Linked DNA regions of Homo sapiens: regions 2, 3 and 4 are each linked to region 1. Evidence: chromatin contacts called from ENCODE Hi-C data. All regions are on one chromosome and are shown on one strand. The core of a region is the stretch at or near the end of the contact, and the rest is flanking DNA. Distances in the headings are between cores, read along the strand shown.

Region 1 (2,700 bases), core at 172-2,671:
AATAGTGTAGGGCTTATTCTAGGCCACAACATGGGAGCAAAACAACCAGAGATTTAGCCAAATCCTAATTTATTTACCCCATTCTGACAGAGAGAAATGTTTGTTTATTTCTGAGGCTGTGCTATGATGTGCAGTTCAAGTGCTCTGACACTTTAACGCACCATGCAAGGTTAGCAGCCTGTTCACCCTTTATTAATTTGTTGGTGAATATATTTGGATTTTCACTTCATGCCAATAAATGCAAGAAGGGATGCAGTTTTGACATTGTTTCTTTACCCTTACACTCCATGTAAACCAAAAGTTGTCTATCTGGCAGCTTAGTGGCTATATGTAAAGCCCCTGTTTACTTAATCTGAAGGTCCGTTTCATTTCTGCTTGGTTTGCAAAATAAATGAAATGAACGAGTGTGTCAGAATTAGAATTGTGAGAGTCTGAAAAAGACATTTGGGTCACTGAGTGACTAAAAGCACTCTCTGTTTACATGTTTCTTCAGTTTCTGTCGCTGCAGCTGTGTCACAGCTTATAACAACTAATCCCTTTTTATTTACATTTTACTTTATTTTGTATTAAAGGCACTATTAAGCCACGTCTTCCAAATGTGTCTGAGGTTTCATAACTATCTTAATAGTGTATACACATTACAGTTATGGCAGAGAACTTCCTCCAAGTCTGGGTTTTGTTAAGAGTGACTTTAAGAATAATAGTTTATAGGACAATTAAAACGTGTTAATCTATATTTGAAAACTTGATCTGGTTAAAAATCGGTTCCCCGTCCGCTTATATTTGCCAGTTTTCTACATCATGTAGCTGGGGTTTTCCTGAGAGGTGGAAAGAGTGGGTTGTGGGAAGAGATGGCTGGAGAAAGCCTGGGAGCTAAGCTGATTTTAGGCCTTTGGGCTGAGGTCCTGTTAACATAACCTATGTTCTGCTTCAGGGGAAAATGACGCACGGAAGGTTGGAAATGGGGTTTGAGCGAGCACACTTTTCATGCTCAACAAAGCCTAACATCATTTTACTATACGATTTGAGTTATGTGCATGCTTTTAATAAACTGATCCTCACAAAAAATAAATAGATTTGTTCTGCTTAAACTGGCATACAAAGGGCTCAGAGGAAAAAAACTCTTTAACAAACACCTCTTGGGGATTGGAAGGTAACTTCACACTCCAGCTTCACGTTGGGAACGTGTGATAACAATTTGACAGGAAGTAAGTGGATTCTGTCCCAAGCCTTGGGAATAGACTTGACCCTGAGCATAATGTGTGAGTCTGAGGCCAAGAGCTTCCCGCCCAGCAGGGGGTAGCCAAGCGCCGATGACTGGGCAGGAATTCAACCCCATAGGTTCCCATCTCTTCCCACCGCCCGTCAGCAACACAGCTCTCCCTTTCTAGAAACAGGGTTTCCCCTCCAGGCTTGGATTCTTAAATCTAAAAAGAGCCTCTCACCTGAGGCCTTCACCTGAGAGCTGGAGCCTGTGCGATGGATTATCTGGACAGGGACCCCAATGAACAGGTGGAAAAGTACATTTATCTGCCTAAGGCTTGGAATGAAAATTGGGGGTGGGGTGGGTAGAGGCAGATTTTACTCTTCTTCAGATTCTTTTCTCTGTCTCCCAGTGGGCACAGGCTGAGCCTTGCGGGGATAGAAGAGAGATAGAGAGGTTAGGCCCTGGTTCTCTGTGTAGGGTGGTATGCATGTGTGTGTGGAGGGATATGGGTGTGAGTGTGCTGTGTATATGTGTGGAAAGCGTGTGTGTAGGTGTGTTAGAAGCGTGTGTGGGTGAATATGTGTGTGGGGTGGTGGGGAGTGTGTGTGTGGGGGTGAATATGTGTGTGTGGGGTGGTGGGGAGTGTGTGTATGGGTGTGTGTGGGGGAATGTGGGTGTGTGGATGTGTGTGTGGGTAGGGAGTGTGTGTGTATGGGGTTGTGTATATGTGGGGGAAATGTGTGTATGGGTGTGTGGGTATGTATGTGTTTACGGTGAATATGTGTGTGAGGAGAGTAAGTGCATGTATGAGTATGTGTGTCTGTATGTGGGTATATGTGTGGGGTATGTGTGTGTGGGGTTTGTGTTTTGGGGGGGTGTATGTGGGTGTGTATATGTGGGTATGTATGTGGGGTGTGTGGGTGTGTATGTGTCGGGGGGAAGTATGTGGGTACGTGTGGGGGGATGTATGTGCGTATGTGTGTGGGGTGTGTGGATGTGGGTGTGTGTGTCTGTGGGTGTGTGTATATGTGGGTATGTGTGTGGGGTGTGTGTGGGAAGTGTGTGTATGTATGTAAGGTGTATGTGGGTGTGGGTGTATTTGGATGTGTATGTGTGTGGGGTTTTGGATGTGTATGGGTGTGGGGGGAGTATGTGCATGTGGAGGGGTGTGTGTGTGGTGTGCATATATGTGTTGGGGAAGTATGTATATGTATGTGTTTATGTGGGTATGTATGTGTGGGGAGTTATACGTGTGTGTGGAGGGGTGTATGTGGGTGTGTATATGTGTGTATGGGAGAAGTATATGTGGGTGTGTATGTAAGTCGGGTATGTGTGGGGAGTGTGTGTATGTATGTGGGGGTATATGTGTGTGTGGTGTGTATGTATGTTGGTGGGTGTGTATGTGTATGGAGTGTATATGTGGGTGTGTATGTGTGTGGGGTATGTGTATGTGTGTGGGGAAAGTGTGGATGTGACTGTGGGTGTGTATGTGT
Region 2 (2,700 bases), core at 188-2,687, 290 kb after region 1:
TCACTGGAGCCTACACAGAACTGTTGGTTGCAACAGTGGCTGCCACAGGATATAGGTGTGGCTTAGAAGATCAGATATGATGCTTAAGAGTTATCTAATAAAAAGATTTTCAGATGTGGAAAACCCTTGTGGAGAGGAAATTAACCCTCAAAAGGGTAACACCTCAAGTCTTTAGTTTCTTGTTTCATAGTAGAAATTAAGAGATAGAACTTGAAGGTATGAGGCACAGAAAATCATCATATGAAGGCAGAAGTTGGCTTGTAGATTTTATTTATTAAGAATGTTATTGTTGGGGGAGGATATTTTGGGCCTCTGAGAGACATGCTCAGATCCTTTTATAGAAATCTCTTTAAAATGGCTTCCAAAGACCACCAACTACTGGTACACATGCCCAGTGTAATCCTCTCTCCTTGTTTGTGAGCTAAACCTAGTGACTTGTTTCTAATGAAAAGAACTGTCATAGAACACCTAGTGCCACAATTCATTATTAAAATTTTTTTAGGCCTCACTCCATGAGAATGCAAACTCTAGAAAGGCATGATTTGGCTAACAATCATATTCCAAGCCACAGGACAGTGTTTGGCACATAATAGATGCTCAATCAGCATTTGTTCAATAAAACATATCTCAAAAAGGTATTTATTTCCTGGGATAGAAAAAGGGAAAGAGGAAAAAGCATTAACCCACTGACTTCAAGTCCCCATTAGAACTGGAGTGAGTGAGTGAGCAAGAGAGTCGTGGTCATTATTTAAAACAAGGAAACGTTCAAGCCTACAGGATTTTAGAGTCCTGGCATGGGTGCTGAGGATTTCTCCTAATAACCAGAGTGAAGATAGGTTAAAAAATCCCACATTACATTGGAGACATCATGGTATCTCAGAAAACCTATAAGCTGTTTGCTTAACTTATTTGAGACATTTTGTTTTCTGTCAGGGGAAACAATAATCATGATGTTACAAAGCTGTTGTAAGAAACAGTGAGTTTATCCATAAAAGCACTTTGCAAAATCACAAAGCACTAGACAAGTGTTAGTTGTTATTTGTCCTACGTCCTCCGGAGTTGCCTCTCTTGTAGGTTGGAGTAAGAGAGGAAAGTTCAAAATCCCAGGAACCATTTCTGTCTTTTCATCAGATTCCAAATGAAATAGGTTGGCTTTGCTCCTAAAACAAGGTGAAACCAAGGTAGAGAAGGAGAAGAGAACAAAGGGAAGAGACTTGGACCGAGGCACATACAATAATCTGCCATGAAGAAGTATCATGAAGCCATACAATGCTGCCAAGGACAAGAATGTGATGTTTTCTCATTTGACACATTTATTGATCAATTTATTTTTGTTATGTGGCTTGACAGAGCCTGAGAGGGAATGTGAAAACCTTTCACCCAAGTTCTAGAATGTCTGATATTGTCTTAAAACTTCACATTCCTCTGTGATTCCAATGGACTCATTCAGCCCCAGGTTTGAATTTTTTCTAGTTTTCACACACACACACACCCACAAAAAGGCATAATACCTGTAAGAAGGAAAGCAGTCCTCTAGAATTGAAGTGTTTGAAAAAAAGCTATGAGCTCAATGTTTTGGAGGAAATCCCTTCTATAGCAGTGGAAAGAAGGCAGCTCACTTTGGAGTAAGTGTGGATAGAACTGGAAATAGGAGATATGGGAGGGACAAGAGAAGGCCAATAATCTATGAGTTTATGTCCTCAGCTTTGAATGGTAGGACCGTATCTGCTATTCAGTTTTTGAAATACAGCTGTGCCATGTGGTAAGTATACACCACCCCCTCAGAGCCTACCTCCTGCCTTAGTCCTTCTGACCCCTCTCCCATAAGTCTACCCTGCTGGACCAGCCCAAAATCCAGAAATTGGACAGTTAATGCCAAGCTCAACATGGCACCTCCTGGACTCTCCTCTAGAGCGATGGCCTGTTTTTAAATCTGTACCAGATTGTCAGGTTGCACTAGATATGTTCAAGGAGGCTGATATCACTCCTGTATTGGCACTACTCTATACTTCCTCCCCATCCTGGTTCCCACTCCCCAAACATAGGTGCACACACATGTACGTACATGTGCACAAACGTGTACATACAAGTCTACATTTGCACACACCTGTGCATACATACATGCACACAAACATGCACATGCAAATTTATGTACAAACATACACACCTGCACGCACACATATCCTCACTTTGCCCCAGCTTCACCAACTTCTCCTTGCTCTTCTTTCTGCTAGCACTGAACCTTCACACTGGGACTCAGCTGCCATGCTTCACCTTGGGTATAATGATGACAGAGGTTGAGAAAGGTGACTCCCTCCATTGATGTATTTCGCCATGATTACCTCCCACCAAATGATACTAATACTCCTGAAAATACTTAACATTTATAAAATGTTTATTTTCTGATTCATGCCAAAGTACTTGTAAGCCTCCTTTTTTCTCCTATGAAAAATGATACCAACCATATCTAGTTCACAGATTTGTTGTGAGGAATAAATAAGGGACTGCATCTACAGGATTAGCACAGTGCCTGGATATAGCAATTGCAACAAATAGTAGCTATTGATATCATGGTATTTGTTATTAATATTAATTTTATCATTCAGTTTTTGAGTTGTGAGTTCCTATATCCTTCTAACTAACTCATCACATTTTCAAAATGATGTCCTAGTAAAGGAGAAAGAATCTGAGAAAATGTTT
Region 3 (2,700 bases), core at 156-2,655, 330 kb after region 1:
TTTTCTGTAATGATCTCAACTGATCTTACAAGGCAGTTTCAACTTAAATATACTATAAATGTTGATACTTTGTAAAGGGTATGAGCAGGGGCAGGATTACTAGATAAAATATAGGACGTCCAGCTAAATTTAATTTTTACATAAACAATACATAATATTTTAGTATAAATATGCTTCAAATATTGCATAGAATGTAGCAATGCTAAAAGAAAGGATTTTTGGGTTTTTTAACCTGAAATTCAAATTTAACAAGGTGTTCTGTATTTTCACTTGGTAAATCTGGCCATCTTCAGAGTGTGTGTGGTGGGGGTTGGGAGTCGTGATGAATTTGGGAGATATGGCTGGGCAGAGAGGAGAAAGAAGGAGGTCTGAGTGATGGCCGAGATTGGGATAGATGCCCTGTGTGGAACCTATTGAATGGATCCACTTACAAAACTAAAATAAACAGTTTCTAATTGTTACGGCCTAAAAGTAAAAAGTTGTTTATAACCTGTGAGTAGGATCACTTTATGTCAACTTTAAATGATTTTAGAAGCCTGATGTCTGGATCCGGAAGTTGCCCTCCTGGGAAACTCTTTGGACTTGGGTAGTTCTAGCCCTGTGGTTTTTCAGTTGAGTGTCTTATATACAAACTAACCCTTGGTTCAACTGATAAGAAGTTAAACATTTCAGTAAACATGGGATAAAATTTCCCAAGACATCCTTGGGAAAAGGTATTTTTTGGAGGAAAGATCATGTCTAAGGAGGCTTTTATATACATTACACCCTGGAAATTGAAAGACATCTAATTCCCAGAGGTTTCTAGCTCCAGATAACTTGCACAATGCTAAGTTACAAAACCCTATCTGTATGAATGTGACTCAAGCTCATAAAAGTTTCCATCCCATCCAACTGGGGAAGCAACTTCAGAAAGCCTCCTTATTAGCTGCCAAAAATCTTCACCACATACGACCCACCCCCACTTTCTGCTTCTTCCAGGTCATTCACCACTAATGACTGCTATTAATGACTAAGCTATGCCAAAGACAGTATAAGAGGGGGTGGGGGTGGGGGGGGGGGGTTGCAGAGGACAAAAGTAAGCTTTAGGAGTCCCTGTTCTCAAATACATTTCCTTTCCTACTCTTGGACACCATCCTGAATTCCTCCAAGCAGTGCTGTTTAGATGTTTGGATTAGACTCCCAGTTTGCCAACTGCGCATCTGTTTCTCCCCCCACTAAGGGAATCAAGTGCAGGTTGGAAACAGCTCATGGACTATGTAAGAAGACAGGCCCCTGCAAATCAAGGCAGAGCCAAAACCATTAAGTCATTAGGTCTTGTGTTCTCAGGTTTTATAGCGCTCTTATTCACCAGCCATGGTGGAAGCCTTTCTGACGTGCTTCTGACCGCTCAAAGATAAGGTCACATGGCACCTCAGGCCTGTGTAGTGAGCACACAAGGCTCTTTCTTCCTTCCACAGGCAGTGCTGCCTGCGTGATCTGGGCTTATGTAGGAAATGAACTAGATGTTGTGATTTGAGTAGTACTGGGAAATTCTCTCCTTCCTCCTTCCTTTGCCTCCACCCAGCCACCAACTTACCCAAATATTCCAAATATCTTTCAGGTGACTGATATCTGATCCCAAAGCCATCTTGAACTGTCAAGAGTGCAAGTGAAATTCATGTTGGGGGATGTTCACCATTAGTTTAACATGACTCTCCCAGATTAAATGAAAACTCATAGGTTAAGAAAATGGCGACTATAACTCTTAAAGCTGTTGGTGTTTCCTAGAGAATCATCCACTGCCACTTCTTTAATAATTTCAAAATGCCTTACATTTATAAAGTGATCAATAATTATTTGCTTATTTGACAAAAAGAGATATAAAAAGAATGCAATAAAACATGCACTGGTAACCTCTCATATAGGATGGAAGACACATAGGTACTTACTTATTTCCTGACCAAATAAATATCAAGTATGTTATTTGACCAAGTTTGCCCAAAAATCTCTTCCCATTAATGTCTTGCCCTAACTCTCTTAGTGTTTCTGATATCTTTCATGTTCCTCTTAAAGTTTAAACAAACATCTCTGATTGTGTCAGCACCCACATGGGCAAAATAATTTCAAAATTATGTTTTAAAAAAATCTCAAAATTATTATTATTATTATTATTTGAGACAGAGTTTTCGCTCTTGTTGCCCAGGCTGGAGTGCAGTGGTGCGATCTCGGTTCACTGCAATGTCAGCCTCCCGGGTTCAAGCACTTCTCCTGCCTCAGCCTCCCAAGTAGCTGAGATTACAGGCACATACCACCATGCCTGGCTAATTTTTTTGTATTCAAGATTATTTTTTAAAAAACAATTTCAAATTCCTATTTGAGAAACAGAATAAGTTACAGCACACTTAAGGAAAAAACAACAGTAAAGTAGTGGGAGAAGTGGATCTGGAGAGCAGTCTTAGCCCTGCTGCTGCTGCTGCTGCTGCTACTGTTGGTGGTCGTGTAACGTATTGTCTAAACCAGACACTTGTGAGCGTGAAAGGAAGGTGCGAAGGCAAATTAAGCTGCAGCGACAGGAACTCAACAAACGAGGGTGCGAACTCACCCTCCAAGTCAGTTTCTCTCAGAAACTCAGTTTCATGGTCTATGAAATTCAGAGTAAGACAAAATGCAGTTCCTTCAACTCCAAAGCCTTTAGCTGAGAGCCAATTCTCATTTCTTCTT
Region 4 (2,700 bases), core at 200-2,699, 350 kb before region 1:
ACAACACTCCACATGAAGCATAATGTGATGTTACATACCAGATGTTTTCCAGGCAGGAGTTACAATGGAATAATTAATTATTTTATGGTTCTTCTTTTCTGTAGGGTGTTGGGTGCACATTTGTCACCTGGGAATACTACCAGCAAGCCTCATATTTTTTCTGCAATAAATGCTGGAAAGGAAAAAGAAATGCTGAAAATGATGAAGTAATTCCAATTCTGCTGATAGAGACCTGGAAATGCACTAGGGAAAAATGACAAGAGTGTAACACACTGCTGCTGATTATGTCATAATGATTATTTTATGCAGTTTGAAGAAGACTCACTGTTCTAAAGAACCAGCATCCATTTCCAGGAAAGAGCAGGGATTCTCCATCCATACCTCCATGGGATGAACCACATTGAAAATAATGATTTCCTTCTAATAGCTTACTCTACATTATATAAAGAATTCCTTGGGATTCTAAAAAAACCCTAATAATATAGTAATAATAACAACAGAGGTTTGTTTTTGCTATTTGTAGTCTAATATTCAGATTGTGAGCAGCTGTTTTGGAAGGCAAGATGAGTGAATAGATGTGAAGTCGTCTTAGAAATGTCCAGGCTTCCAAAAGAAATTTCACTTTTAAAAGAAAATAGCCTAATGTGAACCACATTAGAATCAGCACATCTAATCCTACGGAGAAAAAGTGACCATGGCTGTCTACACATATAGGCAGGTCATTCAAGCTCATTCAAAAATTCCACTTTCACTGGTGGTCTGTCTGTGTCCACATGGTGACAAATGGCCCCGGCAGGGTTTTTGAGGTGTTGGCACCACCAGTGAGTGCCAGATGGAATGTGGTGAAAGTTCTGATTTGTACCTTTCAGACTAAAGGTACTTTCCAGAATGGACGGGTCCTTCTGGCTGCCTTTTGTAAGTGCAGCCACAGGTATTCTGTTGAAGCCTGTGGGTGAGAAAGACATAAACAGGTGCTATAAATTTGTCAGACCAGGAAGCCACAGGCCGTTTAGTAAATGGTAAACCCAATGGCCCAAAAGAACAAAGGGGTCTCTTTTCATCAGAATGATCAGGCTCATTCAACAAATATTTATTGAGCACCCACTTTCTGCCAGATGGAAGAGCCACTGACAAGGCCTCTTATTTAAAGAGTGCCTGAAGTGAGGAAGCAAACCCCCAAATCATCTGGGATGGTATGAACTGAACTCTGGACCGCAACATGATGGAAAGGAGGAGCTGGGGTCCCAAGGGCAGTCCAGACAACCTGAACCTGTGACACTCACCCTGCCCACACACTCTCAGAGCTGCAGCTTTCACGGGGGTGAGTTTTCTGCCTTGATTTACTCAGGCCAAGACCTTTCATTTTCTGGAGAAAATACAGGTTTTTCTGTAGTATTTCACAAACAAGGCAATTCTCTCAGGGAGGTGAAACAGCATTGCTTCTCAACTGAAATCTGAATTTCATCTTCCTAAGTTTATATCGTTGAGTCACAATTATTGAGTCATAAAGACCAAAAAGGATGTTGAAAGTTAATTTATTTACCACACTATGGCTTAGACTATTCTAGAAATATGAAAATATCTCCTATTAAAGCAGACTTTCTGAGGAGAAACCATTGCTTTTTCAACTAACGTTTTATCATGTTTTATTGCCTTCATAGTTAACTATTTTTTTAAATCATATCTAACATAAGTCCCTCCAGCAGCATTTTATATCTCTTTTACAATACTTTGCCCTGGATAGTTGAATAATAGTTCATCAAGCCTCATATAACAGTAATTAAATTGTCACCTTGGTGTTTTTCAGACCCAATTCTTGCTAATTCTTTGTAGGTGACATGAATGCTTGTAAATGAGCTTGCTGAATGGGAGACCAAGAACGATGATATTGAGCTGTTACTACATGCCAGACATTTAACCCTTTCATCCAGGTTATCTCAATCATTCCTTACAGAAAGGCTTTTGAGGTAGGTTCAATCATTTCTCGCATTTTATAAGTGGGAAAACTGAGACTCTACGAGAGGTCAATATTTTACACTAGACCCCCACTGTTGGAAGGGGTGGAGCTGAGATGTATTTCCAGTTAATTACACAGATAAGACTGCCCACTTTTTCTATGAATATTTCCAACTATTAGATTGAGTGAACCTTAATTAATCAACATATTATTTTAAAAATAACTTGCTCATGTTCTAATGCCTGTTTGTCACTCAAGTGTTTGCAAAATCAGGGAATAATTTTTTTCTAGACTTTTACTCCTTTTCCAGATATAAGCTCTTAAAAACCTTTGTTTAATCTTTGACTTTAAATCCACAAAACATAATAGCTGGTGAGATACCTAATACCTTTGCTATTTTCTTTGAGGATACAAGTCTTGATATTTATCTCTTTAAGCCAGTAGCTCTCAACCTTGGCTGTGCCTTAGAATCACTTACAGGAGCTTTTAAAGATCCTGATGCTGGACCACACCCAAGGCCAATTAAATTAGGATTGCTGAGGGTGATACCCAGGTGATTACAATGAACATCCCAGGTTGAAACCACTGATTTAAACAACTCTTCCCTGGACTTTCCCGTACCTCCATTTCACCTGGCCTGCTGTGGCTTTCGCTTATCTAGTTAGAACTGTAATTTGGCCAGTTCATCGCTCATTCCCAAAGGGGATCTCATTACCTGTCTCTAATACAGAGTCTGAAAAAGC

Evidence for each region. Hi-C counts contacts between places; a loop is a spot of excess contacts on that map. Pooled maps may share reads with other maps.
Region 2: a map of Calu3 shows a loop between it and region 1 (2.5-fold over the local background). The contact joins the promoter of LINC01628 here to the promoter of LINC01829 in region 1. A Hi-C loop is called at or near these places in 1 of 168 maps with a recorded cell type or tissue (Calu3).
Region 3: a map of sigmoid colon shows a loop between it and region 1 (4-fold over the local background). The contact joins the enhancer-like site here to the promoter of LINC01829 in region 1. A Hi-C loop is called at or near these places in 2 of 168 maps with a recorded cell type or tissue (prostate gland and sigmoid colon) and 6 of 50 pooled maps.
Region 4: a map of endothelial cell of umbilical vein shows a loop between it and region 1 (2.2-fold over the local background). The contact joins the promoter of LINC02831 here to the promoter of LINC01829 in region 1. A Hi-C loop is called at or near these places in 1 of 168 maps with a recorded cell type or tissue (endothelial cell of umbilical vein).

Annotation. Positions count from the first base shown.
Region 1 is chr2:67,214,040-67,216,739 of GRCh38, reverse strand. LINC01829 (long intergenic non-protein coding RNA 1829) reads left to right here and starts at 1,421. Exons shown (of 8, transcript NR_038844.1): 1 at 1,421-1,512. All of the region lies in intron 1 of LINC01828 (long intergenic non-protein coding RNA 1828), which reads right to left. The region is part of intron 1 of LOC101927661 (a long non-coding RNA gene); the gene reads right to left.
Region 2 is chr2:66,921,227-66,923,926 of GRCh38, reverse strand. LINC01628 (long intergenic non-protein coding RNA 1628) reads left to right here and starts at 1,437. Exons shown (of 3, transcript NR_110600.1): 1 at 1,437-1,625; 2 at 1,705-1,762; 3 at 2,235-2,417. The region is part of intron 1 of LINC01799 (long intergenic non-protein coding RNA 1799); the gene reads right to left.
Region 3 is chr2:66,887,581-66,890,280 of GRCh38, reverse strand. No RefSeq gene overlaps it. Among named protein-coding and RNA genes, the nearest start is that of LINC01799, 16 kb to the left of the region's middle. Within about 2 kb of position 1,405, at least 7 of the 41 ENCODE cell types and tissues checked have a DNase peak (open chromatin) inside an H3K27ac peak, as active enhancers do; they include sigmoid colon, where a contact is called at or near this core.
Region 4 is chr2:67,563,049-67,565,748 of GRCh38, reverse strand. LINC02831 (long intergenic non-protein coding RNA 2831) reads right to left here and starts at 1,449. Exons shown (of 7, transcript NR_183413.1): 1 at 1,284-1,449; 2 at 863-946; 3 at 39-172. It overlaps LOC105374786 (a long non-coding RNA gene), which reads left to right. Exons shown (of 4, transcript XR_001739524.2): 2 at 105-1,321; 3 at 1,834-1,967. RefSeq lists an enhancer at 1-97.